Regions from separate parts of the Homo sapiens genome. Here region 1 is linked to region 2. Evidence: read pairs that join two places in POLR2A ChIA-PET (ENCODE). Cell type or tissue: MCF 10A. All regions are shown on one strand. Links, peaks and the distances in the headings refer to the core of each region. The heading gives the core; the rest is flanking DNA.

Region 1 (16,199 bases), core at 7,482-12,481, 210 kb before region 2:
TAGCAGTGTGTACCATTTATTAGTATACTACCATACTATGCTAAGTAAAAGTTATTCTTTCATTTTAACAGCAAAGAATTCTGTCTTTTACTTTATTCTTATCTACCTATACATAGTACACTGTTAAGCTTCTCACTGAAGCACTAGAATGGAAAATCATTGGGGTTTTGTACTTCAGACTGTAACTTTTACCAAATGTATGATTCTTTATCATAAATCAGGAGCCCTGTTTGGTGCCATCAACAAACAACTACTTTCTCTGAAAATTATGGGCTAAGAATCTTACCTCTCCACTTCCCAATCTGTATCTGTTCTAGTTTCTACCCTTTCCTCTACTCCTGATTTCACCAACAAAGATGTAATGTAGCCTCAGTATGTCCTTTCATTATTATGCCTTAATTGAAGGAAGCATGTGGCCTTCACATTTGAGAACCAACTAATAAACCTTCCCACAAAAACTGTTATAAGCAAAGGTTAAAGTCTAAACTATTAATATTACTGGCACCAAACAGATGTTTGCTCACTTACCTTTCTTTTTCCCCCCCGAGACAGAGTCTTGCTCTGTCACCCAGACTGGAGTGTAGTGGCACGATCTCGGCTCACTGCAACCTCCGCCTCCTGGGTTCAAGCAATTCTCCTCCCTCAGCCTCCTGGGTAGCTGGGATTACAGGCAACTGCCACCACGCCCGGCTAATTTTTATATTCTTAGTAGAGACGGGGTTTCACCATTTTGGCCAGGCTTGTCTCAAACACCTGACTTTGTGATCCACTTGCCTCGGCCTCCCAAAGTGCTAGGATTACAGGCGTGAGCCACCTCACCCGGTCCTCTCACTTTCATTTTTAAATATATTTTTCATATGTAACATATTTCAGATATACTGTCTGGGTATCAGCTTTTGCTGGTTATTCTGGGAACAATCATTTCCGGTACTGGCATTACAGGCCTTTCTCACTTAAGTCAACAAACAACTCACAAACTTTTAGAAATATGGTCCATTAGTGCATAAGTTGATCTCATGTTAGCAGAGTATAACTATGAATTATTATTTTACTAAAAATATGGACAATGTTTAATTTCCATATAGTATTACACACAGTAGCTTTTTTTTTAATTTCAAGAAGCTGATATGAAGGACAATCTATTGTGAAATAATATACTCATCTGTGATGGTTAGTTTTATGTTACAATTTTGCCACAGTATTCAATTATTCTATCAAATACTAACTAGGTGTTGCTATAAAGGTATTTTTGTAGATATGGTTAAACCTACAATCAGCTGACTTTATGTAAAGGAGACTACCCTCAATTATGTGGTTGGGTCTCATCTAATCACTTACAAGGCAGTAAACTGGGATTTCCTGAGAAATCCTGGCTAAAGGTGCAGCATCAGCTCCTGTGCTAGAGTTCCCAACCCAATGGCCAGCTCAACCAGAAGACAGATTTCAGACTTGCCAGCCCCAACAACCAAGTAAACTAATTCCTTGAAATTACATATAATATCTATCTGTTATATACAAAATCTCCTAATGGTTTTGTTGCCTTGGAGAAACCTGATACCATTTTTCACACTAAAATTACACACACACGCACACACACACAATGTAAAGCATCCACATATCCATGACAACATCTAAGTTTTTAACATTTTTTTGTTGTGCCTGTCCTGAGATGGTCAAAGAGTGGAAATGCACAGAGGTCCTCAGCCCAGCAGAAGACAGATGGTCTTTACAACAGAGCAGCCTACATACATTAAAGTGTGTAAGAATAAGGAAAACCGACTTACACAAAAGATAAAGATTTTTTTTAAACACACAGAAAGCTAATATAGGTTAAGAACCAGGCAAGCATTAAACACAGGAACCCACAAGAACTACGCTAATAATGTAGTTTCAAGCTTTTGTTAATAACTGACACCTAATAATAGCTAACATTTATTGACTTCCAGACCCTGTTCTGGTGCTTTACATATATTAACATATTTAAACTCAACAACACCTCTGTGAAGTAGGTACCTACGTGGGCTTGGTGGCTCACGCCTGAAATCCTAGCACTTTGGGAGGCTGAGGCAGGAGGATCACTTGAGCCCAGAGTTTCAGATCAGCAACAGTGAGACCCCATCTCTACTTTAACCAAAAAAGAAATGGATGCACAAGAGGATTACAATAAAAAAGTGGCAAAGCCAAGCCAAGGTGTAAACAGAAGCTGCCTTGTTCTAGAGTCTGTGCTTTGCCATTCCACAATACCACCTATAAAAGTAGAGAAATAATTTTATTTTTATAAAGTAGATTTATAGTCTAATATGTAGGTGTTTTAAAAATTAACAATGAAAAATACATAATTTCATTTAAGTCACTTAAATAATGAAAATTACATAAAAGATAGACTACTAGGTGTAAAATGCAAAGAAAATAAATCTATCTAAGAAAGGCAAGGCAGAAATAAAACACATAGAAGGCAGGAAGAAGACCAACTCCAAACATACCAATTAAAACACATAGAAGGCAGGAAGAAGACCAACTCCAAACATACCAATTATTACTATAAATGTACGTTAAAGTTCTCTATTACAAAAAACCTGTGGAACAGGCTTTAAAAAAAAGTCTAAACACTGTTTATTTATAAGAAACACATCAAAATTAAAATGACATAAAAAAGAAGATAAAGGGCCAGGCACAGTGGCTCACACTGGTAATCCCAGCACTTTGGGAGGCCAAGGTGGGTGGATCACCTGAGGTAAGGAGTTCGACACCAGCCTGACCAACATGATGAAACCCTGTCGCTACTAAAATGCAAAAATTAGCCAGGCCTGGTGGCAGGAGCCTATAATCTCAGTTACTCAGGAAACTGAGGCAGGAGAATCACTTAAACCCATGAGGCAGAAGTTGCAGTGAGCCAAGATTGTGCCACTGCACTCCAGCCTGGGCAACAAGAGTGAAATTCTGTCTCAAAAAAAAAAAAAAAGGGAAGATAGAGGAACAAATAAAACAAATGTGAAAAAAGAATGACAATATAAAAAGGGAATGTGTTAAGCAAAGAGAATTATTTGAGAAAATGCTGCATATTTTATATTGATAAAAAGTACAATTATTTACGTATATAACATTCATGCTTAACCCAGCCTAAATATAAAGCTATGAATATATAACATAAAAACTGTTAGAAATACAAACGGAAATTGACAAATCCACAATTATTTTGTAGGGCTGACACGTTTATCAAATATCAGCTAATCAAGTAGTCTAAGGCAACAAAAATACATGGAATTTAAGCAATACAATTAACAAATACAGATTTTTTCCCTTAATAAATACTATTTTCAAATAAACATAGAACTTCAATTTTTACAACAGCATACATTAGACTATAAATAAAAAGTTTTAATAAAATCTCTAAAGTGGAAATCACATAAAGCATAAGTTATACTTTGGCATATAAAACTAGGGATCTGAGTAGCATAAATGAACAGCTCTAAAGATCCCAACATCTGCATTTCATAAGATGCCAGAACAGTACAGTCAGATTATACTGGGGCCCACAATCAGCAAACCGCATTTATTTATCAGTTTTCAGTGCCCAACTCAAATGCGACAACCAAGGCTCATGGGATTACTTGAAAAAAGTCTTTAAAGAGCATCCAATCTACATGGGAAGCAAAAAAATAAATAAATAAAATTAAAGAGCAACTAAAATCAGTAACAAATAACAACAACCAAAAAAAGGAACCTGGAAAAGGCAGGGTCATGTGGTGGCTCACGCTTGTAATCCCAGCACTTTGGGAGGCTGAGGCGGGTGGATCACGAGGTCAGGAGATCCAGATCACCCTGGCGAACACGGTGAAACCCCGTCTCTACTAAAAATACAAAAAATTAGCTGGGCGTGGTGGCGGGTGCCTGTAATCCCAGCTACTCGGGAGGCTGAGGCAGAACTGCTTGAACCTGGGAGGTGGAGGCTGCAGTGAGCCAAGATCACACCATTGCACTCCAGCTCTGGGTGACAGAGCAAGACTCCACTTCGAGGGGGTGGGGGGGGGGGAGAAAATGATATGGACGTTAGACCATTGGTCTAGGAGAACCAACATATATGTAACAGGAGTTCTGGAAGGGGCAACATAAAAAACAGAGGGCAAGAAATGAAATGAGTAGAAGGTAAATTTTCAGAATTGATGGCCAGTGAGTTTCCAGACAAAAAGCCACAATGGAAAAAAGAGACCCATACCAAGGCACATTGCTGAAATTTCAAAACGCTGAGGACAAGACAAAAAACCTGAAAACTTCCAGAGGAAAAAAACAATAGGTTACAGGGAACAGAGAATCCTACTAGCCTCAGACTTTAACAGCAATACTGGAAGCTAGAAGAAAATAGAATAAATGTCTTTAAAATTCTGAAATAAATTATTTCCAATCTAGAATTTGTTATCCGAACTACCTATTAAAGAGGAAAGGGAAAGGAAGATGAAGGAAAATATTTTCAGACATGTAAGTTCTCAAAAATACATTTATCTCCCAAATGACCTTTCTCAAAGAGTTATGAAGTTATTCTTTCACAAATGAGGAGACCAAGAAAGAGAAAGAAATGGGATTCTGGAAGCAGGATCAAAAACCAGCTAGATATAAGAAGAATCTCCAAAATGAGAATGAATGAAGATCCCCAACCTAAGCATCAACCTAGAATGCAACCAGTACAAATGGTGAAGTTTAGAAGTTTAAGAGAGGTTATCTCCAAAAAAGAAGAATATCTAAAAGTTTTAATGTAGTGACAGGAGATTTGCACAGCTAGGAGGGAAGACTTCAGGAAAATAGTAATAAATATCTTGACTGTGGTGATGGTTTCATGGATGTGGACAACTTATTAAATTTGTACCTTTTAAATATGTACATTTTATTATGTCAACTATACTTCAATAATGCTATTTTTAAAAATAAAAAATAAATGTCAACAAAAATATTCATATTAAATGCTAACATATTATAAAATAAGACAATCACATCAAAGGCAAAAATTAAAAAACTGTAATTCATTATTGATAATTTTTATCACCAACTTCTTGAGATGGTAGGGAAAGGCTGTTGAACAGTTTAACAAGAGGTACTTGGCATTCAGAAATTGAGCTGTCCAGTAATAGTAGCCATTAGCCAATTAAAAAAAAATTCCTTCAAGATTCACACATCTGGGTTGTAAAAATAAAATAAATAAAATACAATTTCTTTAGAGATGGGAGTCTTGCTCTGATACCCAGGTTGGAGCACAGGGGCACAATCATGGCTCACTGTGGTCTCAAAACTCCTGGGCTCAAGCAATCCTCCCACCTCAGCCTCCCAGGTAGCTGGGACTACAGGCACATGCCACTGTGCCTGGATACTTTTTTTTTTTTTTGGTGGAGACAGCATCTTGGTTTGTTGCCTAGCCTGGTCTCAAACTCCTGGGCTCAAGCAATCCTCCCACCTCAGCCTCCCCAGTAGCTGGGACTACAGGCACATGCCGCTGTGCCTGGATAATTTTTTTTTTTTTTTTTTTTTTTTTTTGGTGGAGACAGCATCTTGGTTTGTTGCCTAGCCTGGTCTCAAACTCCTGGGCTCAAGCAATCCTCCCACCTCAGCCTCCCAGGTAGCTGGGACTACAGGCACATGCCGCTGTGCCTGGATAATTTTTTTTTTTTTTTTGGTGGAGACAGCATCTTGGTTTGTTGCCTAGCCTGGTCTCAAACTCCTGGGCTCAAGCAATCCTCCCACCTCAGCCTCCCAGGTAGCTGGGACTACAGGCACATGCCGCTGTGCCTGGATAATTTTTTTTTTTTTTTGGTGGAGACAGCATCTTGGTTTGTTGCCTAGCCTGGTCTCAAACTCCTGGGCTCAAGCAATCCTCCCACCTCAGCCTCCGAGGTAGCTGGGACTACAGGCACATGCCACTGTGCCTGGATAATTTTTGTTTTGTTTTTTTTTTGGTGGAGACAGCATCTTGGTTTGTTGCCTAGCCTGGTCTCAAACTCCTGGGCTCAAGCAATCCTCCCACCTCAGCCTCCCAAAGTGCTGGGATTCAGGCATGTATGTGTCACCACGCCCAGCCCCAAGTATGGTTATTGAGTACTTCACTGAAATGTTGCTGGTGTGAACCGAGATATGTTAAGTGTAAAACACACAGCAGATTTTGAAGATGTAATAGAAAAGAATATATACTATCTTTATAATTTTTATACTGATTATATGCTGAAAGATATTTAGGCCAGGATGGTGGCTCACACTTATAATCTCAGCACTTTGGGAGGCTGAGGCAGGAGGTTCACTTGAGGCCAGGAGTTCGAGACCAGTGTGGGTAACATAGTGAGACCCACCCTACCCCCGTCTCTACAAAAAAATTTAAACATTAGCAGGGTGTGGTGGCACGTGCTTGTAGTCCCAGCTACTTGGAAAGCTAAGGCTGGAGGATCGCTTAAGCCCAGGAGTTCGAAGCTGCAGTGAGCCATAATCGTGCACCACTCACTGCACTCCAGCCTGGGTGACAGGGCAAGACCCTGTCTCAGAAAAAAAAAAAGAAACTATGTTTGGATATATATTGGGTTATATGAAACATATTCATGAAATTAATTCCACCTGTTTTTTTTTAAATGTGGCTACTAGAAAATTTAAACTAGGTTGGGCGCAGTGGCTCATGTCTGTAATCCCAGCACTTTGGGAGGCTGAGGCAGGTGGATCACTTCAGGTCAGGAGTTCGAGATCAGCCTGGCCAACATGGTAAAACCCCGTCTCTATAAAAATATAAAAATTAGCTGGGCGTGGTGGTGCATGCCTGTAATCCTAGCTGCTCGGAAGGCCAAGGCAGGAGAATCGCTTAAACCTGGGAGGTGGAGGTTGCAGTGAGCCGACATCGCTCACTACAATTTTATTTCTATCACTTTCTCCTTGGATTTCAATTAGATTTCAAAATTCCCATTAATTCATAGACTTAGGAACCGCAGAGTAATATATCCAATGTTATTCAACTAAGCCTTCTAAGATTAGATCTCTGATTTTGGAAACATTATTCTATCAAATTGTTCCCTTGGTTTTCTCATCTATAAAATAGGACTGACAACATACTATGTAGTTATTGAGAGAACTAAATAAGATGTACTACAGGACAGCTTAATGGCACTGTTAGGGACTTGCTAGATCAGTCACCCAGCAATGTAACTACTTCTATACTATTTCCTCTCAAAGTGCAACATTCACATTCAGACCTAATAAAATGATAATTAGGTCATAAACTTTCAGGGTCACTTCAGACCAAAAATCTCAGAAGTTACTTTCCAAAGTCAGTCGATGACAATGATTTAAAATTATATGAAACTTCAAACTCAAATGTTAGTCTACCACAGTGTTTGTTACTTGTTACTTAAAATAATCCAGCCAAGTATACAAAATTGTCATTTTCAGATGAAGAAAAAGCCTTAGAAGTTAAGTGAGGAGGATATCCAGATTCACACAAATATTAATATTGCCAGAAAACTTCATTTTAATCATTGGATTTTAAAAATAAGCCACAAATCCCATAAGAACTCAACCACTGGGAGGGGGAACAAAGAAATCTGACAGAACTAGAGAAGACTGGGAATTTTAATTTAAGTTCTCAAAAAAAAAAGTTATCTCAATCATTAGAACACAAAGTATAAACCCCATTTATTTAAAATAAGAGCATATTTATACTTTAAAATTAAATCTGTAGTCTCCACAAAATATCTTTCAAAAACTCAAATCCAAAAAGGTTCTGAAGATTTTTAGTGCCATTGGTTTGTGTTATAGCTAATGCCAGTATTGTGCCTATTAATAAGAGACCAAATAAAAAGCAAAAATAAAACAGATCATTTAATTATAATTTAATTTATCTAATGAAGACCAGCAATTATAAAACTTCACACACACCTAACTTCAGTTGTTATACAAAATCATAATCATTTGTACCTTTCTAAGAAGAAACACTGTGTTCAGAGCTTATGTTATGATTAATGAACAGTGACAGCAGCTAAAATTCATATAGCCACTATATTTTCATTTTGTGGCAAATAGCTATCAACAACTTACTGTATGATTTAATTAAGTGGTTAAAAGGATCTAGCTTCAAGTTTATGCTCTAAGTAAAATGTTTTTCAAAGATGGGCAGTAAACAGTATTTTCCCCCTGTGGAAAAGCAGTTTTTCATTCTTCCAAAAATTGTACCAAGGTAAAGCAAAGCTCTAGATGATGCAGGCATGTTATGTAGGCGTTAGCAGTACTGCCCTCACTATGTGCTCATTGGACAGTAGTGCAACCCCAAGAAAAAGATGGTTAGCAGTTTTTGTTGTTGTTGTTGTTGTTGTTAACGAAATAAAACAAAAAACAGCTCATTGCTAGTAAGGAAACTATTTTGTGAAACTTTCTTCTTTTTATGTGTGCATATACTAAGTCACAATGTAAATGTATTTCTTAGAATGAGTCTCAGAAAGGTTTGATAGCCACTGCAAAGTAGTCTGTCTATAGCAAACTACTATACATTCAATAACTAGAGAGGTGTTGCAGGAATCAGACTGTACCAAGGTAAAAATCCTTTTTGACTGTGAGAGGATAAGAAGCATATTTAAGGCATGGGCCTAAAGCTGACAGGATTATCCAACTCTACCACTCAGTTTACTAATTAGACAACAAACTTACCCAAGGTCATTCTTCTATAGTTTGCATTAGAACTAAGTCTCCCACTCTAACGCTCAAAATAAGCTCCACAAAGATACTTCAGCATGTAAGTATTAATTCAGAATTTCCTATTTGGTTTTCAATAACCAAAAGAAACTGCAGCTTAACACATGCAACTGTTTCCTCAAATACTATTCTACCAGATTAATGACCATGCCAGCTCTCCCATTAAAAGCTTTTTCTAGCTAGTTACTTGGTACTTAGGTTTTTATAGCACTTTTCTTTTCCCATTATGCTCAGTAGTGCATGCAACACACTACACTTAGGAATGCAACACACTTCCTTTGGGAATGCCTAACTGTGGCCATAACTATGACTGAAATTTTTGTGAATTTCTATCATCTGTCTAAACTTAGAAGAAAAGTACCACAAAATAAAGTTAAATCAGACCATATTTTTGTGATCAGTGTATCTCACTATTAAAACATTGTATGTATTTTAACGGTTATCATTCAAAACTTGAAGTATATCCAAAATACTCCATTCCCATCTCCTGATAAATAAATCTTCACTGACAACTGATTAAGAAGAGAAACATGTTAAGGACAGAAGTTAAAACGGAATTAGACAAAGATGGGGCAGATTATCACAGCTTCATACTACAAACAAAGGTTTATTTCTACATCCTCTTTCCTAAATATCCATAATAAACTCATATTTCTTGCCAAGAACCCCAGAAAAGGTGCCTCAAATTATTTCCATAAAGAAAACAACATTACCCATTAAGCAACTCTGTTAATGATTATCCACAAAATTCCAAATTTTAAAAAATTGCTTAACATTGGGAATGGCAGAGGTACTGAGCCTTATTATGACTAATCAAGCCAGTGAAGTAAACAAAAAATGCAGGCAAGAGAAAAAGGAAGCTGAGTCAAGTACAGAGTTCTTCGCATCCACAGAGAAAATGCTTTGTTCTTTATTTCTCAAACTTGCAGTATAAAGACCAAAAAAATCCATTATTTTAATTTCACAGTCCAGTCAATTCACACGGCTGTATGTGAATTTTTCTTTCAGAAAATTAAGGGAAAGGAGCCAGGCGCGGTGGCTCACGCCTGTAATCCCAGCACTTTGGGAGGGTGAGGCAGGTGGATCACTTGAGGTCAAGAATTCAAGACCAGCCTGGCCAACATGGCGAAACCCTGTCTCTACTAAAAATACAAAGATTAGCCAGGTGCGGCGCGCACCTGTAATTCCAGCTACTCAGGAGGCTGAGACAGGAGAATCACTTGAACTCAGGAGGCAGAGGTTGCAGTGAGCCCAGATCGTGCCACTGCACTCCAGCCCGGGCTACAAAGTGAAACTATGTCTCAAAAAAAAAAAAGAAAAAAAAAAAACAGAAAAGAAAAGAAAGAAAAGAAAGGCAAAGAAAATTAAGGGAAAGGGAATTTATAGTGTGTCTGTGCATTTTAATATTATAGTCACAGCAACATAACCATATTACTTTCCCAACAGGGAATTCGAAATCTGAAGGCAAATACCACTCACATGTCAAATAAAATAACTGCCAAAAATTTACTCACTAATTTTTCTAAAATTTTATGAAAATGAGTACATTATTCAACTGTTTTGGAGAAAAGCAGACAATATGATTTAGAAAAAACACATAATTAGTGGCAATTTTAACAGAAGAGAATGCTCTCCCACTGAACTTCATAAAAACAAAAGAAAATCCAGACTTCACCTGTTTTACTTTTACATTTTAGAGCAGTAAAATTCTTAATTTCTTATTTCTCAAACAATACTCCCCATTATTGTTTGCTCCCCCTGTAATGTTTATTCCTCCCTGAGTTCTGAGATTCCCAGGTATGGAATTTGAATTTCCTGGTAGTACCAGCTTTTGCTCATATTTTTAGAACCTTACTGTGACCCTGTGGTGGTGTTCACCAGAAACAGCACGAGAGAGAAGTCATACCTGTATTAATAACTATTACCAGTATTACTAAGAATTTAAAATTCGTTCTAGAGTTTACATGTACTGTCCTTATCATTTTATATTTTAATAAGTCATTCATAATCTTAAACTCTAATGAATGTTAGCACGATAGATATTTCCTTCCAATTTCTACGAATGACTTTAAAAAAAAAAAAAAAAAAGATCATTGGCCGGGCACGGTGGCTCACACCTGTAATCCCAGCACTTTGGCAGGCTGAGGCAGGTGGATCAGTTGAGGTCAGGAGTTTGAGGCCAGCCTGGCCAACATGGTGAAAGCCTGTCTCTACTGAAAATATAAAAATTAGCCAGGCGTGATGGCATGCCTGTAATCCCAGCTACTCGGAAGGCTGAGGCAGGAGAACTGCTTGAACCCGGGAGGTGGAGGTTGCAGTGAGCCAAGATGGCGCCACTGCACTCTAGCCTGGGTGACAGGGTGAGACTCCGTCTCAGAAAAAAAGAAAGAAAAAGGAAAAGACGAAAAAAAAATTAATAATAAAAAATTTAAAAAGAGAATTTTACATAAATTTCAAGATTTTCAATGCCTTTTAAAACTAAAACATCAAACCACAATCACAGGTATTAAAATTCTAAACATTCAGTAGTATAAGGGAGTAGCCTTCTTCTGGTTTCCCACAGGTCAAGTAAACAGTTTAAGCACAATTTAACCCTAATTATAAGCAAAAAGGTGAAATTGCTTAGGTTGGTAAATGAGCCCTTTTAGGTGAGAATATCATCATTTAAATCATTTAAGTAACCAGGACTCAGCTACTACTTATAGATTTGATAGCTAGAGCACTAAATACAAAGTGAGGTTTAAAGTCTTTCTAAAGTAACAAGGCATCCACTGCCAAAGTTTTGGATTATGTTTTAGAGTCACATTTACCGCATGAAGCTTGTGTTTAATATGACGAATCTACCATATCTGAACAGCAAACAAACACAGATGATAAATACTGTAAACTGTTGGAAGTCAAACACTGTAAAGTTTCCTGAGTCTGTGGTAAGTTATTTTTCTTAAATAGCTACCATGTAGCTATTGATGTGTTTCACTGAGCAACTACAGTGAATTTTAATAGATACTATTTACCACTTGTCATTTCATGAAAAATACCAGGAGCTTTGCTTTCACTGTTTCTCTTCAAATGCTTCCCAGTTCATAATATACTAGTACTTAAGAAATTACATAGCTGAATTATGTTCCATGGTAGATCATATCTAGCTCTATCTCAAAATTCTAGCAGACTACGTTTGGTCCAAAGTAACACAAGTGCCTAACTCTATGACAAAATCATATCTTTCACATAAAAACAAATCTAATTCTTTAGCTACTTAAAAATTCCAGGCTGGGCGCGGTGGCTCACACCTGTAATCCCAGCACTTTGGGAGGCCGAGGCAGGCACATCACTACCTCAGGAGAATGAGACCATCCTGGCCAACATGGTGAAACCCTGTCTCTACTAAGAATACAAAAATTAGCTGGGCGTGGTGGCGTGCACCTGTAGTCCCAGCTACTGAGGAGGCTGAGGCAGAATTCCTTGAACCCAGGAGGCGGAGGCTGCAGTGGGCCAAGATCGCACCACTGCACTCCAGCCTGGTGACAGAGCGAGACTCCATCTCAAAAAAAAAAACAAAAAAAAAAACAAAAAAAATCCCTCCAAATGAAAAAAAGCACAGATGCTGACTAATTTTATCCAATAAGAAAAGTAACTAAAAAGTTAACACTGCACATCATGGAATGAGTTTAAATATACACATAATTCTCAATAAATCACAGAATAGTAACAATAAAGGGACCAAGAGGTCATTTAGTACAGTCTTTTTATCTTCAACACTTCTGAATGAATAGCTACTCTGTGTGAATAAGTCTTTGTAAACACTAGTCAGTTATTATGACTCAAACATAGCACTATGGGTCAATTCTCTATAGTTCACATTCTAATTTATAATAAATCTTAATTTTCTTTTACTGTCTTCTTGGAAGTCCTTGGACAACCATACAATGCAACTTCTCTCCCAAAGCACCAGCCCAGGTACAAACACCACGCAGAGCAAGAACACATTAAGATCTGGGCCAGGCGCGGTAGCTCACACCTGTAATCCCAGCGCTTTGGGAGGCCAAGGCGGGCAGATCACGAGGTCAAGAGAGCAAGACCATCCTGGCCAACATGGTGAAACCCTGTCTCTCCTAAAAATACAAAAAATTAGCCAGGCACGGTGGCACGCACCTGTAGTCCCAGCTACTCGGGAGGCTGAAGCAGAAGAATCGCTTGAACCTGGGAGGTGGAGGTTGCAGTGAGCCAAGATTGCGCCACTGCACTCAGCCTGGGGATAAAGCGAGACTCCATCTCAAGAAACACACACACACACACACACACACACACACACAAACACACAAACACACACAGAGATCTGACTTTAACTTCACATTTTTAAAATGTAACAACAAACAGCAGCTTGAAAACTGAAAAAGGCCACAGTGTCTCACACCTGTAATCCCAGCACGTTGGGAGGCTGAGGCAAAGGATCACTTGTGGCCAAGAGTTGGAGACCAGCCTGAGCAACATAGCTTGACCCCATCTCTACAAAAACTTTTAAAAATTAGCCAGGCATGGTGGTACATGCCTGTAGTCCCAGCTACTCGGGAGGCTAAAGGGGAAGGACTGCTTGAGCCCAGGAGTTCAAAGCTGCAGTAAGCCATGATCCTGCCACTTCACTCCAGTCTGGGCCACAGAATGAGATCCTGTCTTTATTGTCTTTGGGGTCACAGACAACCTGAGCTATTAGTTTTAACGTGCACTACAAGGTAATCATAAAGTTTGAAGAGAAGCATGCTCAGCTTTTAAAACAAAAATGAAAAACAAACAAACAAGAATGATCTAGGCTCCACTGCCACTTCTACGTTTGTTGAACACAAGCTTGGCAAATTACTTCATTTCAGTCTCTTCACCCTGTAAAATGGGACTGATACCTCATTCAGGTGACATAAGAATATATGACACAAGAATAAAAGAGAATATATATAAAACACAGTGTCTGGTTCATAAATAGTATCAAATCGCCACCCTTTTCTCACCAATTTGAGAACACAAGCCCTTCAAACATACATAGCTCAAACTTTTTTTTGAGACAAGGTGTTGCTCTATTGCCCAGGCTAGAGTAGAGTGGCACGACCATAGCTCACTGCAGCCTTGAACTATAGCTAGGACTCCAGGCATGTACCACCTCACTCAGCTAATATGTTAATTTTTTTTTGCAGAGATGAGGTCTTGCTATGTTGCTCAGGCTGGTCTCAAATTCTTGGCCTTAAGTGATCCTCTCTGGCTTTGGCCTCCCAAAGTGCTGGGATTACACGTCAAACTTCTGATCAAACTTTACGTTAGGCCCTAAAAAAAGTTGCCACTGAAAACACAACTTGCCATAACAAGACAAATTTAAAGACAACTGATCTAAGAACTCATTTGTGTTACAAGAAAGACTATTACTTGATAAGCCATTTATCTCATTGTATTCAGTAATGTCTTAATTTACTCTCTACTAGTAAATACAGAAATAAGGGAATAACCATTATTGTAACTGCAAAAGCAAAATTTTAAACATTGATAAGGAGCTAGTATAAACATTTTAAAAATCTATTTTTTGTATACTAAGTTCAATTTCAGATTTTAATACTATAACATAAATATATCCATGAAGATAAATCCATTTTAAACACCAATATCAAGAAGATAAAAAACCAGAAATTCACCTATCAAGTTCAAAGATTCACTATACTTAAATGAAAAAAAGAAAAACAGAATTAAGATGACTAACCAATTTGATGGTATAAACAGTGATATACTATTGACATTAAATTCTCGGCATTGAAAAATATTTGCAGAAAATATAAAAGGATTCATTCTGATATAAGGAACTTATGAAAACTGGTTAGGGGAGAAAAGCACCTGAAGGCAAAAATATAACAAAAGACAAAAGAGGAAATACAATTAGTTATTATTATCAAAGCATATGGGGGAAGTTCTGCAGACATAAACTATAGTTTATGAAATATTTAACAGTATTGATAAATGGGGTTAATAAAATAAGAACTCTCACTTGGGACACTGAAAATCTATATAACTCTTCTGGAAAACAATCTTACAATGAATAGAAAGTATTTAAATGTTCATGCCCTTATCATGCCCTTAGAACCAGTAATTCCATTTCTGAAATTTAATCCTAAGAAAATAGTTCTAAACAGTGAAATCTGAGGTACTGATCAGTGTTTTGTTCACAAGGCTAAGTAGGCAAATTCCCTTCTCCTATTCCAAGCCCTTGTGGGCCTCTAGCCTCAAGACTGTTATTTTAGAACCAGCAATTAGAAGACAGTCTCCTCAGCTGGCTTCTGTCTGAGAAAGTCCAGGCCCAAAGGAAGGAGTCTGGTTGGATTATACTCAAGAGGGAGGGGATGAGAATGGAGTTTGAGAGGTAGATGCTGGAGGAAAGGAAGGGATTAGAGGATTCATCCAGAAAAGATCAATACACTCACCCTCCTTGGGAGCTGCAGGGAGAAGGGAGAGACAATAATGGTAAAAACTTTCCTTCGGAAAATTGTGCAAAGATCCTATTACCCAATATTCTCTGTAACGAGGCCTTAAAGAAACCTTCCAGACTTACATAAATGGGCATGTCAATGACAAGCGGTGTAGGTGAAAGACTGGAGGAAAGCCCTTTCCTGATAAAGTTCTGGAATGTAAGAAGCTCACCAAGGATTAGAGGGAGGGGGATTTGTGCAGGGAAATAATGGCCATCTCAATTAGGTAAGGATACAACACAGATTAAATTTGGTTTTCATAAAACAGAAATATTATTTCATGGTTACAACCTTGTGGAGTAAGACCCTCGCCCACTATATTTACAATAGCAAAAATAACATACTTAACACTGTGGGGAAATGAAGGAAATTATGGCATATGCACATAAGGAACTGTCAAGCAGCTATTAAAAATATTTATACTAATTCTTATGTTATACTGAATTATAAAATTTTCAGGATATAAAATTGCAAACATACACCTATGATCCCACTGAAACATAAGTTTCACAAGGGCAGAATTTTTTTCTCTATTTGCTACCTGAGACAGCCTCAAGCACATAGGAGTACAATAAACATTTGGTGAATAAATATTAAAATCCATCATGAGAGGGAGGAACAGGCAAACATTCTAAATGCTATATCGACATTGTCTTTTAGTGATGAAACTTCAGTGGGGTTATTTTGGTTTTTATTTTTCCTTGTTTTTTAAGATATCTCTGAGTATACATTACTTCTATGATGGGAAAAAAACTGATTGGGAAGTAGTTCCTTTTAAATGCATTAAGAATTTCCTATATTTTCAAAATATCTTTGGTATGCTCTAGAGTAGATTTAACACTTTAAATAAAGGAAGCCAACTTAGGTTATCTTGAGTGGGTAGGAAGTGGAAAAGGCACAGTAAGGCTTTTCCCCCTATAGCTTAGTCAATATACGAAACTAAACTTCTTTAAAGAACTTTTTTTTTTTTGAGATGGAGTTTTGCTCTTATTGCCC
Region 2 (16,199 bases), core at 5,499-10,498:
GTGCTCGATGAATCTACATTTTACATGTGACAAGAGGGAGTGGGGGCGGATCAATTATGTATTTGTCCTGGGCTCGGTGAATCCGCATTTTATGTAAGATAAAGTAAGCATGTGAAATGACTGCCGTTTGGGAACACAAGGAAGGCAGTTGTTTTGTTTTGTTTTGTTTGTTTTGTTTTGTTTTTGTTTTGTTTTGTGTGACTCCATGTCCAAGCTTAACTTTCTCTTCATCATGGTGAATTTGGGGGTCTCAAGAGTCTAGTTTTCTTTCACAGGGGCTTCGGGAAGGCAGGGATCTTCGTTGTATCCTAGATGCCTAGCTCGTGCTAGGAGCTGGAAACAGGTTTGTTGCATTGAACTCAGTAGGAATCTTGGCAGGCTGTCTGCAGGGCTGGGTGGGGTGGGAAATTCACCACCTTCCCTTTCTCCCATCTCACTGTCAGATCTGATCTACTTCATGAGGTCTCACCTGGACGATAGCCAGAGACTGCAGGCTCAGCTCTCATTGCTTCTTATTCTAATTGCCTGAAATCCCGAGGAAATAACTCTTACCTTTTGGAAATGTATAATCTAGTGGGGACATACAAAACTCATATACACCCTTATGTGGAATGTTGACATTTTGCTTCATGATTAATTGTTCTGAAAGTCCTTTCCACTTACCCGTGTTTAGGTTTCCTGTCTGGATTTAGGCTCCATCACAAAATCTAAGGTTCAGCAAAAACGAGAGGCTCTCAGTGCTTCTGAGTGAGGACATGAAAAGGATCTGGGAATAAAAGCACTAGACCCTTACAGACTCATGAGCAGCAGCAGCTGGCAGCACTGGGCTGGGAAGACAGGAGCTGCTGGGGCCTCTGGCTGCTGGTTCAAAAGACAGTTTGGATCCATTCACTCCTCTCTGGAATGATCTAGATATGCTACCTATAAATATTTTAGACTGGTCCCCATTGTTGAGGGACTTACACAGCCTATGCTTCCAGGGCTGTAGCAGTTAAGGACACAGAATCCAGAGCCTGGCTGGGTTCAAAGGCCAGCTCTAATACTTAAAAAATGGGTGCTCTCGGCCGGGTGTAGTGGTTCATGCTTGTAATCCCAGCACTTTGAGGGTGCAAGATGAGAGGATCCCTTGAGGCCAGGAGTTCAAAACCAGCCTGGGCAACATAGCGAGACCACATTCCTACAAAAAACGTTTTAAAAATGTAGTGTAGTGGTGTGCACTTGTAGTCCCAGCTACCCAGGAGGCTATGGCAAGAGGATCCCTTGAGCCCAGGAGTTTGAAGCTACAGTGAGCCATGATTGCACCACTGCACTCCAGCCTGGGTTGTAGCAGGGCAAGCCGCAGACAACACCCCTCAGGCACCGAGTTAAAGAAAGAAGGGCTTTATTCGGCCAGGAGCTTTGGCAAGATTCACATCTCCAACAACCGAGCTCCCCGAGTGAGCAATTCCTGTCCCTTTTAAGGGCTCACAACTTTTAAGGGGGTCCGCGTGAGAGGGTCATGATTGATTGAGTAATCAGGGGGTACGTGACCGGGGGCTGCATGCACCGGTAATTAGAACGGAACAGAACAGGACAGGGATCTTCACAGTGCTTTTCTTATACAAATAACTGATTACGTCAGGGGTCGATCTTTAACTACCAGGCCCAGGGTATGGGGCCGGGCTGTCTGCTCGTGGATTTCATTTCTGCCTTTTAGTTTTTACTTCTTCTTTATTTGGAGGCAGAAATTGGGCATAAGACAATGTGAGGGATGGTCTCCTCCCTTAGGGTGACAGAGGGAGATCCTGTCTTAAAAAAAAATAAAAATAAAAGGGTGATCTCGGGGCCTGGTGCAGTGGCTCACGCCTGTAATCCCAACAGTTTGGGAGGCTGAGGTGGGAGAATCGCTTGAACTCAGGAGTTTGAGACTTAGCCTGGCCGACATGGTGAGACCCCATCTCTACAAAAATTTAAAAATTTTTCATTTCTAGTGAGTTTTCAGGTGATGTTGCTGCTGCTACTTCAAGGAGCACACATGGAGAACCACTGGCATATAGGAGAAAAACGCAGGCTTAGGATTTAGACACTGGGGCCATCCCTCAGTATCTGGTGACTTTGGGCATTTGACCTCTTTGAGCCTCAACTTCTTCACTTGTAGAATGGGACTACATCCCAGTTACTTGGGAGGCTGAGGCAGGAGAATTGCTTGAATCCAGGAGGTGGAGGTTGCAGTGAGCCAAGATCGTGCCAAAATATTTATATATATATATGTATATATATATATGAGACTAGTGTTGCTTCTCAACTTATGATAGAGCTACATTCTGATAAACCCATAGTAAGTTGAAAATATTGTAAGTCAAAATGCATTTAATACACTTAGCCTACTGAACTTCATAGTTTAGCCTAGCTTAACTTCAGCGTGCTCAGCCCACTTACACCAGCCTACTGCTGGGCAACATCATCTAACACAAAGCCTACTTTATAAGAGACTATTGAATATCTTGTGTAATTTATTGAATAATGTACTGAAAGTGAAAAAGAGAGTGGTTGTATGGCTACTCGAAGGACAGTTTGTAAAGTGTATCACTTACGATGGTGCGAAAGCTGGGGACCATCTGTATTAATACCTGCTTTGTGGAGTCATGCCTGACATACAGCAATATCATTATTTAATTATTACTGTTTAAATTTTAACAATTTTGTTAGCCCCTGAGGGATGAGTAGGATTGAAGTCAGCAGAGATCGGCTGGGAGGGCTTTGGGGAATGTCTCTGAGAACCTCACAGCTCAAGTGGGCATAGAGCAAAGAGCAAAAGGCCAGATGGGTCTGGAAGCCCCAGGACAAGGCGCTGATTGGGAAAGTGCTCTTGTTTAGGGTGGATATTGAGAGGGAGCAGATCGATTCTTTGGAAATTTCTGTGTGGTAGGTAAATCCACGATTAACTCTGAACCCCGAGATGACAACAGTCTTTTCTGAAAGCCACTGGCAAAACGGCCTCTTGCAGGGGAGGTGGAAAATGCTCCCTGAGAAAGAGCACGGAGGCCGGGGTGGCGGCTCGCGCCTGCAGCCCCGGCACTTTGGGAGACTGAAGCAGGAGGGTCGCTTGAGCCCCGAGGTTGAGGCTGCAGTGAGCTATGACGGGGCCACCACCCCGCAGCCTGGGCGACAGAGCAAGGGCCTGCCCCAAGAAAACAGTAATAACTAAAATAAATAAGCAAGCAAGCAGGCCCGAGTTCCGGTTTCAACGCACGTGCTTTCCTGTTCTTCCCTACACACTCTGCTTCCGTTTGTAATTTATGGCCCCCTTTTGTTGGAGAGAAACCCGTCCGTGTCCTCGATCACAAAGGGGTCAAAGCCCGGGTGTGCCCGCGCGGGCGGGTTGAGCTGGGGCCTCGCCGCGCCGTTTCCTGGCGCCCCCTGGTGGACAACGGCGGCGCCGCAGGCCTTCCGGGGAGGCCTCGCCCCACGTGGCCTCTCGGTGCTGCAGCTTTAGGCCCCAGTTTGCAGCTCGGGGCAAGGGCTGGAACTCTCAGTGAGACTGTGCCCAGGGCTCAGAGGCGGTTTCTGGACCAGTTACGTATTATTGCTGGAATAACACGCAAAAGAAACCCCACCCCGACGTGGATTAGAGACTGTTGATTTTTAAGGGCGAGATCACTGCTCTTGGCTGCAGTCAGGAGCCTGCATGCGGCCTGCCCCAGACAGAAGGCCTCAGGGGTCTGGGCTTTTACAGCTTTTGGCCTGAAGACCAGCTGCAGCTTCCAGCCCCAGTCATTCATTCCCTGAGGCTCCCTCAGGACTGCTGAGAAAAGGCAGGATCTAGGGGAAAAAGGGCTCTCCCTGCAGTGGGGGTGTTTAAGAGCAAAGATTCACTCCCCAAACTCCTCTCCCCCACCCAGAAGCCACTGTGCCTGAAGCCCCACCCTTAAAGAGCCTTACTTTTGCCTTTTTTGAAAAAGCTGTCTCATAAAAATTCAATGCGATCATCATTCATTGTGTACCTCATGTGGGCAAGGTGCTGAGCTAGGCTCCATGGAGACTCAGGCCTGTGGAAGATGGGGTCCGTGTGCTAAAGTGGGCAGCAGAAGGAGCCGTCTCAGGAGGACTCAACAACGCCCAAGGCCAGCACAGGCCAGGGAGCAGGCGACCTTCTTTCAAACAGGGCCTTGGTGGAGTGCATTTGGGGACAGGGTCTAGAAAGGAGGGGAGGCTCTCCCTGGGGGGAGCATGGTGAAGAAAGAAAGGCCTGTAGTCCTGGAGCAGAGCAGGAGCAGCTGGGAAGGGTGGGGTGTGTTCAGGGAACAGTGAGTAATCTGGTGTGGCCCTGCACGTCTGAGCATCACAGAGCCTGGCACAGGGCACAGGGTTCGCTCTTCAGGGGTGGGAGGAGGAGCTGGGGACCAGGCTAGAGAGGTGGGTGGGGGCCCCAGGAGAGAGGACTACGCTTGAGTAACAATGACCCTGGAGACCCAATGCAGGTGGGCTTGTGTGAGTGTTTCCCTTCCTGCAGGCGGCTCGAAGGCGAGAGCCAGCAGGAGCGAGGAGAGAGGCTGCCCAATGGGTACAGGAGGCATTTCAAACACCATGGAAGTTGTTAGGACCATAAATGGTGCCTACTTCAAAACTGGGGCTGGGACGGGCCCTGAGTCACAACACAGTATTTGAAATGCCTCTAGGCCCACACGTGGGAGTATAATCCTCTGTGGGATAGATTTCCCTCTCATCTCATATTTGTTTAATACTTCACAGCTTTCAAAGCACATTCACCCACATGATCCTATTGATCTTTCTAACAGCACTTTGTGCTAGACAGGGCAGATATTATTCCCACTTCAGAGGAGGACCAGCTAGGGTCTGGGTGAGATGAAGTCATAAATTCACTTTTGTTTTAACATGTTTATCTTAACCACTGGCCTTCTGGGGGTATGTCTTGGTCTGTTTTGTGTTGCTATAACAGAATAACTGAGACTGGGTGATTTATAAACAATAGAAGTGTATTTGGCTCATGGTTCTGGAGACTGGCAAGTCCAAGAACATTGCACTGGCATCTGGTGAGGGCCTTCATGCCACATCCTTCCCTGGTAGAAGGTGGCAGGGCCAGAGAGCTTGCAAGCCCAAGAGAGAGGAAGGGAGCCAAGCTCACCTTTTTTTTTTTTTTAATCCTGAGATAACCTGACCCACTGCCATGATAATGGCATAAATGAGGGCAGAGCCCTCGTGACCCAATTGCCTCTTAAAGTTCCCACTTCTCAACACTATTACAGCAGGGATTAAGTTTCCAACCCATAAACTTTAGGGGGCACATTCAGACCATAGCAGAGTGCATATTTGCTTTTGTTACAAATTTATTATTGTTATTATTATTATTTTTTTTGAGATGGAGTCTCGCTCTGTCACCCTGGCTGGAGTACAGTGGCACAATATCAGCTCACTGCAACCTCCCTCCACGCCTGGCCTATTTATTTATTTATTTTAGAGACAGAGTTTTGCTCTTGTTGCCCAGGCTGGAGTGCAGTGGCACCATCTCGGCTCACTGCAACCTCTGCCTTCCCAGGTTCAAGCGATTCTCCTGCCTCAGCTTCCCAAGTTGCTGGGATTATAAGCATGCACCACCACACCCTGCTAATTTTGTATTTTTAGTAGAGACGGGGTTTCATCATGTTGGCCAGGCTGGTCTCGAACTCTTGACCTCATGATCCGCCTCCCAAACTGCTGGGATTACAGGCATGAGCCACCTTGCCCGGCCAAATTTATTTTTTAAGATAGTTCATTCACATGTTTCAAAATTCAAAAGGTACAGATAAAATTCCTTCTCTCAACCCTATTCTTCCAGTCACCCAGGTCCCTTCTTACCAGTTTGAACCCAAGCCTTTTGCCTTTGGGTCTTTGGGTCTAGTGCCCCTTCTGAGGCAGCAGTGCAGGGGCTCAGGGACACAGCCCCACTGCAGATTCAGGAAAGCCTCAGACAAGTTTCACTCAGGTAGAGGTTATGCCTCCTCTTAGTAAGTGTGCATGTGTACCCTATGGGACTAGTCTTCTTTCATCTTAGGCTGCATATGTTTTTGTTTTTTATCTGTTTTTTTGTTTGTTTGTTTTTTGTTTTTCTGTTTTTTTTGTTTTAGATGGACTCTTGCTCTGTTGCCCAGGCTGGAGTGCAGTGGTGCAATCTTGTCCCACTGCAACCTCCGCCTCTGAGGTTCAAGCAATTCTCCTGTCTCAGCCTCCTAAATAGCTGGGATGGCAATAGGCATGCGGCACCACACCCAGCCAGACTGCACGTGTTTATCTTTCAATCTTAAACTCCTTGGAGTAGGGAGTATGTCTTCCACTTCTTGGGCACAGTAGAGTAAGGGTGAAAATTACAGGCTCTGGGCCTGGTGTGGTGGCTCACGCCTATAATCCCAGTACTTTGGGAGGCTGAGGCAGGTGAATCACCTGAGGTCATGAGTTCGAGATGAGCCTGGGCAACATGGTGAAACCCCGTCTCTACTAAAAATAAGAAAAATTAGCTGGGTGTGGTGGCGGGCGCCTGTAGTCCCAGCTACTCGGGAGGCTGAGGCAGGAGAATGGCGTGAACCCGGGAGGCGGAGCTTGCAGTGAGCTGAGATTGCGCCACTGCACTCCAGCCTAGGCGACAGAGCGAGACTCTGTCTCAAAAAAAAAAAAAAAAAAAATTAGCTGGGTGTGGTGGCACACACCTGTAATCCCAGCTACTCGGGAGGCTGAGGCAGGAGAATTGCTTGAACCCTGGAGTGGGAGGTTGCAGTGAGCTGAGATTGTGCCACTGCACTCCAGCCTGGGCAACAAAAGTGAAACTCCATCTCAAAAAAAAAAAAAAAAAAAAAAATTACAGGCTCTGGCACATAGAGGATTGGGATTAAAAACTCTGTGCTGTGTGATCTTGGGCAAGTTACTTAGTCTCTCTGAGCCTCCATTTTCTCAACTGTGATGATGATGCCCTCATCTACTTCGCAGAACTGTTGTGAGGACTACATAAGGTGACTCATGTCCTGTGTTTAACCCTGTGCCAGCCACAAGGTATGTCCTCTGTAAGTGGGAACCACCATCGTTCCAGTGTGCTGAGAGCCCACTGTGTGTGCACACAGTGTGACAGGCCCAGGCACCCTTCCCAAGTGAATTCTGACAAGAGGACTGATACCGAATTAAAAGCTCACCTAAGCCCCTTCCTTTGAACGAATCACTCTTCCCAGGCTGGGACCCACCCTTTCCCTTTGTGAGAAATCAGCTTTCCAAAAGCCTAGGTCGCCACTGTCCCCTTCTCAAGGGAGGCCTGGCTTTCCCGGGCAGTCGGTCATTTTGAGGCCACCAGCAGGGTGACAGGCCCCTGTTCCTCTGGGCCTGCTAGTGTGTAGCCCTGACTGTGCGCTGGCACACAGGAAGCTCCCACGTGGGTGTTCTCAGGGCTGGCAGGAACGACTCATGGGAAGGTCACCCATGCCCTGCAGCGGCCTCTCAGCGATGTCCTCAGCCCCCGGGATTCTCCGCTCAGAGCCGGCTTTCCCATCCCTAGATTACTCCGTGCTAGGAAGGACCCAAGGAAGCCTGTGTTCCAGTCCCTTCGACCTCGCAGATGATAAGAAAAGGCGTCCAGTGCTCCCGGCCCGGATTGCTCACTCATTAAAGCAGGGCTGGAATGTGGTCAAGGTGCCTTTGGTGATGCCCTCTGGGCTGCTACAACTCCCCTCACCATGCCTATACTTCCCTTGGGACACACACTGCCTGCCACAGGCCCCAGGGCCTAAACACACTGATCTGCGGGCTCCATGGCTTTTTGGTAGGGCAGTTACTTACCACTCTGGGGTTTACCCAACCTCCATGGCCCTCTGGGAGAACAGCCCTGTAATCTTGTTTCCAAGAAAGAGCAGAATGATCTGTTGGAGCTTATGGTCCCCACTGACCATAAAGTCGATAAACAATGAAAAACATGTTTACTTTTCTGTTAAAAAAGGCATTCCTTTCCTATCCAACCTAAGTCCTGTAAATAAACAAAAATATAGGCCAACAAGGATTAAGGGATAAAGGGCTGTCTGGCAGAACAATGAAGCAATCCTTGACTTCAAGGGATGGAATCGCACCAGCCTTAGGAGCTGGGACTTGGCAAGAGGCCTAGGTGACAGGGAAGTCTGAGCTGGAACGAGAGAGGAGGGCGCGGAAGAGGGAGGGTAATGACTGTGCCGGGCAGGCCCAGGAATGGGGCAAACCGCTGGGTCTGTGGTGTCCCCCACCCCCCTGCCTCATCCCATGCCAATCACCAAACCCACGTCTGCCAGGCAGGCCCAGGAATGGGGCAAACCGCTGGGTCTCTGGTGTCCCCCACCCCCCTGCCTCATCCCATGCCAATCATCAAACCCACGTCCTCTTGTTGCCCAGATGCCCAAGGGCGTCCAGATCAAACTCTGGATCTACTCCCACCTTCCCTGCACTGGCCGCGCTCCAGCTTCATGCCGCCCCAAACTCCCCGTCTGTCCAGGTGTCATTGGTTGGCCAGATTTTGATGGGCAGCCTTTCCCACAGGCAACCGCGCCTTGAACAGGGACTCTGGGAGCCCAAAGCTATGAGTCTTGGGTCAGTGTCCTGCCGCCCTTGAGTGGCAGGGGAGGGGCAAGTGGGGCGGGGCAGAATGAGACCTGAGGAAGATACCGAGAGCCAGCCTCATTGAGAGAGGGATCTCAGCCTGGGAAAATGGGAACCGCTTGGATTCTGTCCTTCCTTCTGTGAAGGAGCAAAGTGTCGTTCTGCTGTCCATGGCCTCTGCCCTCCAGAGATGGGATTTTCCTCCAGTTTTATAGATGTGGAAACTCAGCACCAAAGTTCCAAGCCCAGAGGCAGAGCTGGGCCCAGCAACCAGCAGTCCTAGCCCACCGGTCCCCTGCTCCTCGAGGATCAGCAGAAAAGGGGCGGGGAGTGGGCAGAGCCCTGTGCGCTTGTGGCGGGTGGAGGCCGCCAGCCCACCCGGACCAGCTCTGCAGGGAGGGCGCAGAGGCCAGGGCCAGGGCCAGGGGAGGGCGGCAAGCGAGAGCCAGCGGCGAAGAGTCCGGCGAAACGGGAATGACTCATGCTGGGTGGCTCTGCTCCCCAGTCCAGCCCACATTCCCGGGTCTCTGTTCCCGACCCGCCTGGGCCTGGCCTTAAAGGGCCAGCTCCTCTGAGCGGGAGCGGGGGCCACCCTGCTGCGCTCCCCACTCCTCTGTCACCCTGACCCCTGTGGAGTTGCTCCCAGTCCCTGGGCTGTGGGCGAAAAGGATGACCCCCTGCAGGATTTAGGACTTTATCTGATCCTCTCCTCCCGCTAGAAGGGAGGGCCCTCAGGTCATTCCATCCATCCCTCTGCCGCAGAGCAGGGCTGCACCTAAACTGGCCCACGAGGATTAGAAAAGCCCGGTCCCTGCTTTTAAAGATGCTGCAATGAGAGGACCCCTTTCCAGGCACCTTCGCCAGGGCCTCACTGCCGGCCCTTCTGCCCGCCGTCCCCTCGGCTGCAGGTTGTGCTGGAGGCCCCTCCCTTCTGGGTCCCCCCACCCCACGCTGGCTCCATTTCAGCTTCGGTTGATTCTCGAACTCTGGCTTGACGCACGCGTTTGGTGGGTTTTAGTTCGGCCCATCCAGACTTGCGGGCGAGGCTCCCGTCCTGGGCCTCGGAGGGGTCCAGGTTTCCCATTAATCCCGTCCTGCGCGTGGGTTCCTCGGGGTGGAAACGCCCCCCGGCAGCCGCGGCGCCCAAGTCACGTCTCTGGACCGCGCGCGCCACCGTGTGGACACTCTGGAGCAGGCGGGGACACCCTGATCCCGCCCAGCACCCGCAGTGAAAGGCAGGCCCGAGTCGGCCCCGCATTTAGCGAGGAAAGGATGAGGCGCACCCCCTAAGCACACTGCGAGCCTCACGTCCTCTGTGAAGCAATGGCTCTCAGATTAATGTAACAACAAAAGCCAACCAGCTCTGTTAAAACTTACAAATGGCAATACCTTCCATAGAGGTTGGGAAGACCTCCGTGCTGCCCGTGTACTCACCCCTGCCACCCCCTGCCACCCCTTCCCCCACTATTTGGTCAGTGCTCAACACATGCCACTAGAGGTTTGGGTTTAAGGTTTTGTCCACTGTTAACGATACATTTGGGGGGAAGGGGGTCTGTCTCCCTCTGAGCTAGACCAGGAAGGAGGAGAAAGGGCAAAGCTTGCTGCTACTGCACAAACTGGAGGATGGGGAAGAGACAGGAGGGGTGGCACAGCCATGGGGCAGGGAGGCCAGGGGGCACAGTTGAACCTGGGCAGAGACACTTTGAATTTGGGTGCAGGGGGTGAGACTCTCTTGCCTAATGAGTGCTCTTGGAGACCGAGGACAAACCTTCACCAAATGGGCTAAGACCACAGGTTGCAGCCTTGGGGCTGACGGCGACCATGGGCCTTTGTGAAGTGTTGGCCCTGGGATCCCTGGCCCTAACCAACCATGCCAGCTGGCCCTAGACAAGCCAGCCTTGCTTGAACTGGATTTCCAAAGGCCCTGAACGCCGTGTGTGGCCTCCCAAGTCCATGCAGGTCCTCATTTACCCTCCATCCCTACCTCCTCCAACCTCACTGGCTGCCCCCAGCACCAGCTGAAACCCCGGCCCCAGCAAAATCAAACACGAAGGAAGATGGGAGAGATAGTGAGCACTCCATTCCTTTCGTGCCTATGGCCTTTTTTCTTATTTCTGTGGGCCCTGGGCCCCAGCCTGATTTTGGTGGCTGTCAAAAGGAGTTTGCCAGGGCCTGTTGTGAGCAGCCTGTGGCCCAGTGCTTACCCGGGGGGCGGGGGGGGGGGGGTGTCCTCACAGCCCCAAGCACCGCCTGGCATGTACAGTCAATCTATTGAATGAATGCTACCCGCTGGTCTCCATTCTACTCTCCCAGAGAAAGTGTTTAAATTGCTCCACTGGCCAAAGTGCACACTCCTGATTACCCTCTGTGAGTCCTGCCCCGTCCAGAAGTTGAGGACACTCGGAATCTCAATAATGAACAACCCAGGTGCAGGGAACTGCCCCGTGTAGAAAGCTGATGGCCTGGAGTGTGGTCAGAGTGAAAGAGCCACTCCTATATGTTTGATCCTCCAATGACTGGTCCACAGAGTCAGAGAGGGGCAGCCTGCGGGGCACAGGCTGCCAGGGTGGATTCCATCAGAGCAGGTGCTGTTAGCACCCATGACCACCCTGTGCCTCTTGAATGTGTCTGTGTGTGTGCACCCTCCTGGCAAACAGAGCAAAGGGCCAGGAGCTTGGAAAGGAAGTGAGAAGAGCAGGGTGGAGACGTGGGGCTGAGTTTTGAAGGCAAACGTTAGGAGAAGGACTGGGGAAGAGAGGCTCCCTTCTGTTGGCCTAGGAGAGGATTGGTCCAATCTGTAGCCAGGCATGTGGATTAGAGCTGGATCTCCAAAGACGAGTGCCCAAGACCATATTTTAGGATAAGAAAATTAAACTTCTATTTATATTGAATTTTATGTAATCCTTTCAAATGTTTCTACTTTTGCATATTTTACTATATATATAATTAGTCCAATAAAAATATGTATAGTTGATAATGGAAGAATGTACATATATTGAGGATGCATGGCCAAAACAGTTTTTAATGCTGAGATTACACTATCAAGAAAGTCTGGAGACTACTGCATTTCAGAGTTTTGTTTTTGTTTTTGTTTTGAGACAAGAGTCTTACTCTGCCACCCAGGCTAGAGTGCAATGGTGCGATCTCTGCTCACTGCAACCTCTGCCTCCTGGTTCAAGTGATTCTCCTGCCTCAGCCTCCTGAGTAGCTGGGATTACAGGCGTGTGACACCATACCCAGCTGATTTTTTTGTATTTTTAGTAGAGACGGGATTTTGCCATGTTGGCCAGGCTAGTCTCAAACTCCTGACCTCAAATGATCCCCCTGCCTTGGCCTCTCAAAGTGCTGGAGTTACGGGCATGAGCCACTGCACCCAGCCTCATTTCGGGGTATCCTAAGGGCTCATAGAATCCAAAGGTTCTGATAGATAGGTAAATCAGTTAGCCTATGTGTAAATCAACTGTCCTCTGTGTAAATCCCTGAGGTACAGAGAAGTGAAGTGACTTGCTGGGGCTGCACGAAGTACAAGGAACATTCCAGACCCTCTGAGACCTGCCTATCCAATCATCCACGCATCCATCCATCCACCCACCAATCTCTCCATCCATCCATCCATCCCTTCATCCATGAAGCTTTATTTTATACTTCAAAACAAAATCAAATGTAAATTATGCTTCAATAAATCCTAGCCAAAAAAATTAAAAACAAATTACGAGTGTTTAACTGGTATGCATCACTGTGCATATATAGGCACGCATCCATCTATCCATCCATCTGTCCCCACGCAGCAGGTATCTGTCCTGTCGTGGTGATCTGCTGGGTCATCTTCCCTACCTCCAGGCCATAGCATCCTTCAATCCATCCGTCTCTCCCCACTCTGCAGGTATCTGTCCTGTCATGGTGATCTGCTGGGTCATCTTCCCTACCTCCAGGCCGTAGCATCCTTCAGAGTCCTCCATTCCTTCCTGTCTCACCTTGCTCCACTTCAGTTCCTTTTCACCCTGATCCTAAATCAATACTATAACTTTTAAATGACTCTCCCTGCTTCTAGCCCTTCCTGGCCCAGTCTGTTCCAAGCACCACTGCTAAATCAATCTTCCAAGTACTCTTGAGTGACTGCAGATTGCCCTTGGTCATGGCGCCCAGTCTGAAATTCTTGGCCCAACCCAGAGGCCCACAGCATATGCCCTGTATTGTGATTCTGTCTTTTGGAGTTAGTGGCTTCTGGAGAAGCTTTAGTAAATTATGCTTCAATAAATCCTAGCCAAAAGTAATAATTAAAATGATGTGAGTGTTTAACTAGTATGCATTACTGTGTGTATACACTCATGCATGCATGCATGTGTATGCTGAGAGCCTGTGTCTGACAGCGTGTGTGCCTGAGCAGGGCGGCAGCTCCAGTGCTCCTGAGGGTTGGAAATCCAGCCGATGATCAGCTGCTGAGCTGTGCACCCTGCCTTGGGGGCCACAGCATTATGCGAGAGGAGGTGCCTTTCTCTATTTCACCCAAGCCTCCAAGCTCTTTTTATTGTCTTCTCAGGTGCTTTCCTCTCAGAGGAAAAGAACACAGCCCAAAGCTGAGGCCTGGCCCAGGTAAAATAGTGAATAGGGTGAGGAAGGTGCATTTTACCAGCAGCAGAGAACCCTCCCGGCTTTCTCCAGCCAGATGTGTGAAGGTGTGAGGGAAGGGGTGACTCTCCAGGAAGTATCAACTGCAACAGAATGTCATTTCAGAGTGCAGAGGTCCTTATGGGTTTTCTCGTCCAACCCTTCATTTTATCAGGCCATGAAACTAAGGGTGTCATTTGCCCTGAGCTTCCCATCTGGATTGGAAAGAGCTTTAAAACCTCTCTCCTCTCTCCCACCTCTCAACTGCTTCCCTTCCAGAGCTCCCCTTGGTAAGTCTGTGCTTTCTCCCCTACAGCCTGGAAGCTCCGACCCCAGGAGCCAGCCCATCAACCTGAACCATTACGCCACCAAGAAGAGCGTGGCGGAGAGCATGCTGGACGTGGCCCTGTTCATGTCCAACGCCATGCGGCTGAAGGCGGTGCTGGAGCAGGGACCATCCTCTCACTACTACACCACCCTGGTCACCCTCATCAGCCTCTCTCTGCTCCTGCAGGTGGTCATCGGTGTCCTGCTCGTGGTCATTGGTGAGGAGCCCAGCCTGCAGTCAGACCTTCTGCCTCGGCACCCGTGGCTGGCAGAAAGGCCCCACGTGTCCCCTGGGCCACCCTGCATTGGCACAGGCAGCTTTGCAACCACACGCTGACCTGCAGTGAGCCCTCCGCTAACAGAGGCCCAAAGACCAACTTCCACCCCGCGAGGGCAGGCGCCCTGTCCTGTCTCCTGGTATCCCATGGAGCAGACCCTCCGCAGTACCTGCTGAATGACTGCGCCAGCACCTCGCTAACTGCTAACTCACTCACTCGCTCACCGCTTCTCCATGAGCACTCGTCCCCACGCTTACAGGACCCAGCTTAAGTTCCCAAATCCTGGTGGGATGAAGCACACTAGGGTGCCCCATTGTACTGGTTGGCGAGGGCAGAGGCATCTCAGCCCGATGACGACCACCTCCCTTGATTTCTGCCACATGGGTTTCTGAAGGGCCCCTCTCTCCAAACTCTGGTGGGTGTTGTGGGGGCAGCTCCGTGCTGTGGCCCCGTCTCTGACCCTTTCCCCCCACTCCACTTCCCTGCAGCACGGCTGAACCTGAATGAGGTAGAAAAGCAGTGGCGACTCAACCAGCTCAACAACGCAGCCACCATCTTGGTCTTCTTCACTGTGGTCATCAATGTTTTCATTACAGCCTTCGGGGCACATAAAACAGGGTTCCTGGCTGCCAGGGCCTCAAGGAATCCTCTCTGAATGCAGCCTGGGACCCAGGTGAGGGAGGATGGAGGAACCCCAGCTCCAGGGACTCCCCAGGTGGCCCTTCTCTCTCCTCTGGGGCTTTGGGGCAAGAAACAGATCCCTTGCCAAACAAAGGGGGAAGGCCTGTAGCTCCGAGAGCAAGGAGAGGATCTGCAAGAGCCTGGCCTCAGCGAGGCTTGCACAAAGCCCCACTGCTGTGTTAATGGCTCTCTGCTCTCAGGCTCAGGTTTTCCCACGGTCTGGGACAGGGTGGAGGCGATGCCATTAGTGGTTGACTCTGCCCCTCCGGCAAGAGGAAAGGTGGAGATGGGGAATTTCTCCCTGCCATTGTCTAGCAGCTCTTGCTACTGACTGTGGTCCATGGGTCAGCAGCATCCACAAACCACCCAGGAACTTGCTGGAAATGCAGAATCTCAGGCTCTGCTCGAGCACGTGCTACAGGCACGTGCATGAGTAACGTGGCCAGGTGCATCCTGGGCATGCTGAAGGTTGAGGGGCATTGATCTGGCCTGCCATCCTCATTGCCTCTTCTCTGCTTCCTCAACAGGTTCTGGGCCTGGAACTTCTGCCTCCTTCCTCCGTGATCTGCCAGGCTCGTGGGCACTTTCCACAGCCCAGGAGAGCTTCTGAAAGGACAGTATAGCTGCCCTTGCTCCCTACCCACAGCACCTGAGTTAAAAAGTGATTTTTATGTTATTGGTCTAAGGGACTTCCATCTTGGTCTGAAGTCCTGAGCTCAGACGCAGGTACTGCCAGCCATACCTTCCTGGTAGCATCTGCTGGACCTAAGTAAGGCATGTCTGTCTAAGGCCAAGTCTGCCCGGCTTAAGGATGCTGGTTCTGACTCTACCCCACTGCTTCCTTCTGCTCCAGGCCTCAATTTTCCCTTCTTGTAAAATGGAATCTATATCTATAAAGGTTTCTTCAAATCCACTCTTGAGTCCACTTACTTGTCTAGTCCTGCAGGCTCAGGCATCCAGGCTGGTCTCCATCTGTGCCTTGGAGAGGGCTCAAGAGAGCAAACCCCAGACCTGGAGGGTGGGAAGGCTTTTAAATTACTTCCTCCTCTGTGGGTTCTGCTCGGAGCCAATGTTCCTGGCCCAGATGTCTTGCGCTTATCGTCATCTGCCCCATGAACTGTAGATTAGTCCATTGCAGGTGGATGCACATATGCACAATCTTCTCCACGAACCTGCTGTAAGCTATTCTGGCTTTCAGTCTCAGCTTCCCTTAGGCATGTGTTTAAGGACTGCAAACTCATTTTGATCTTTGCCTGGGCCAAATATAACGAGGAAGGTAAATCTGTAAAGCATTAGCAAAGCATTGCCAACTCAGAAACAGAAATGATTTTTAGAAGGTCTGCCAGTTTAGAAGCAGCCACTCGTTGGCTTCTCTCCACTGCTCACCAAACCGTTCTGGCCCTATATCTAGCCTTCTCCACCCAGCGTATCCATAGCTTTCCTCGGCTAAAACCACCAACCTCCATTAATCTGCTGAACAGAAAATGCCTAGTCTATTACACGGTGAGCTGCTCAGACAGGAACAATGTTGTCTTCTTCCTGAGTAAACCGCAGTGCAGAGAAGGCCATCTCACACACAGCAGGCATCACACTTGTGGTAAGGGTGGAGGGTGGTGTGGGAGGGTCCTTGGCACGCCCACCTGGGCCCCTCAGCCCAATCCTTTACATCCGTGAAGAGCAACAGGAAAAGACAAGCACCTTTTTTTTTTTCTAAGAAGTTGCTGTATT

The links. ChIA-PET counts read pairs that join two places held together with the same protein. Peaks named below come from ENCODE experiments on the same cell type or tissue, not always from the same donor. Only the 100,000 strongest peaks of a DNase experiment are listed, where the experiment ranks them.
Region 1: POLR2A ChIA-PET joins it to region 2 with 12 read pairs; 8 of 35 experiments call an interaction of 5 or more read pairs at or near these places.

Annotation. Positions count from the first base shown.
Region 1 is chr12:773,233-789,431 of GRCh38, reverse strand. The region is part of intron 1 of WNK1 (WNK lysine deficient protein kinase 1); the gene reads right to left. It also overlaps the pseudogene RNU4ATAC16P. Among named protein-coding and RNA genes, the nearest start is that of WNK1, 29 kb to the right of the region's middle. In MCF 10A, for the core only: no CTCF peak of the experiment used is centred there; a DNase peak (open chromatin) is centred at 9,561.
Region 2 is chr12:563,481-579,679 of GRCh38, reverse strand. NINJ2 (ninjurin 2) reads left to right here. Exons shown (of 4, transcript NM_016533.6): 2 at 13,502-13,730; 3 at 14,279-14,463; 4 at 14,999-15,384. The coding sequence ends at 14,445. B4GALNT3 (beta-1,4-N-acetyl-galactosaminyltransferase 3) reads right to left here. Exons shown (of 20, transcript NM_173593.4): 20 at 16,171-16,199. Among named protein-coding and RNA genes, the nearest start is that of NINJ2-AS1, 59 kb to the left of the region's middle. RefSeq lists a silencer at 3,286-3,555 and enhancers at 3,084-3,585, 6,919-7,547, 13,264-13,763, 13,764-14,265. In MCF 10A, for the core only: a CTCF peak has its summit at 9,742 (motif pointing left); DNase peaks (open chromatin) are centred at 8,109, 8,409, 9,089, 9,739 and 2 weaker places.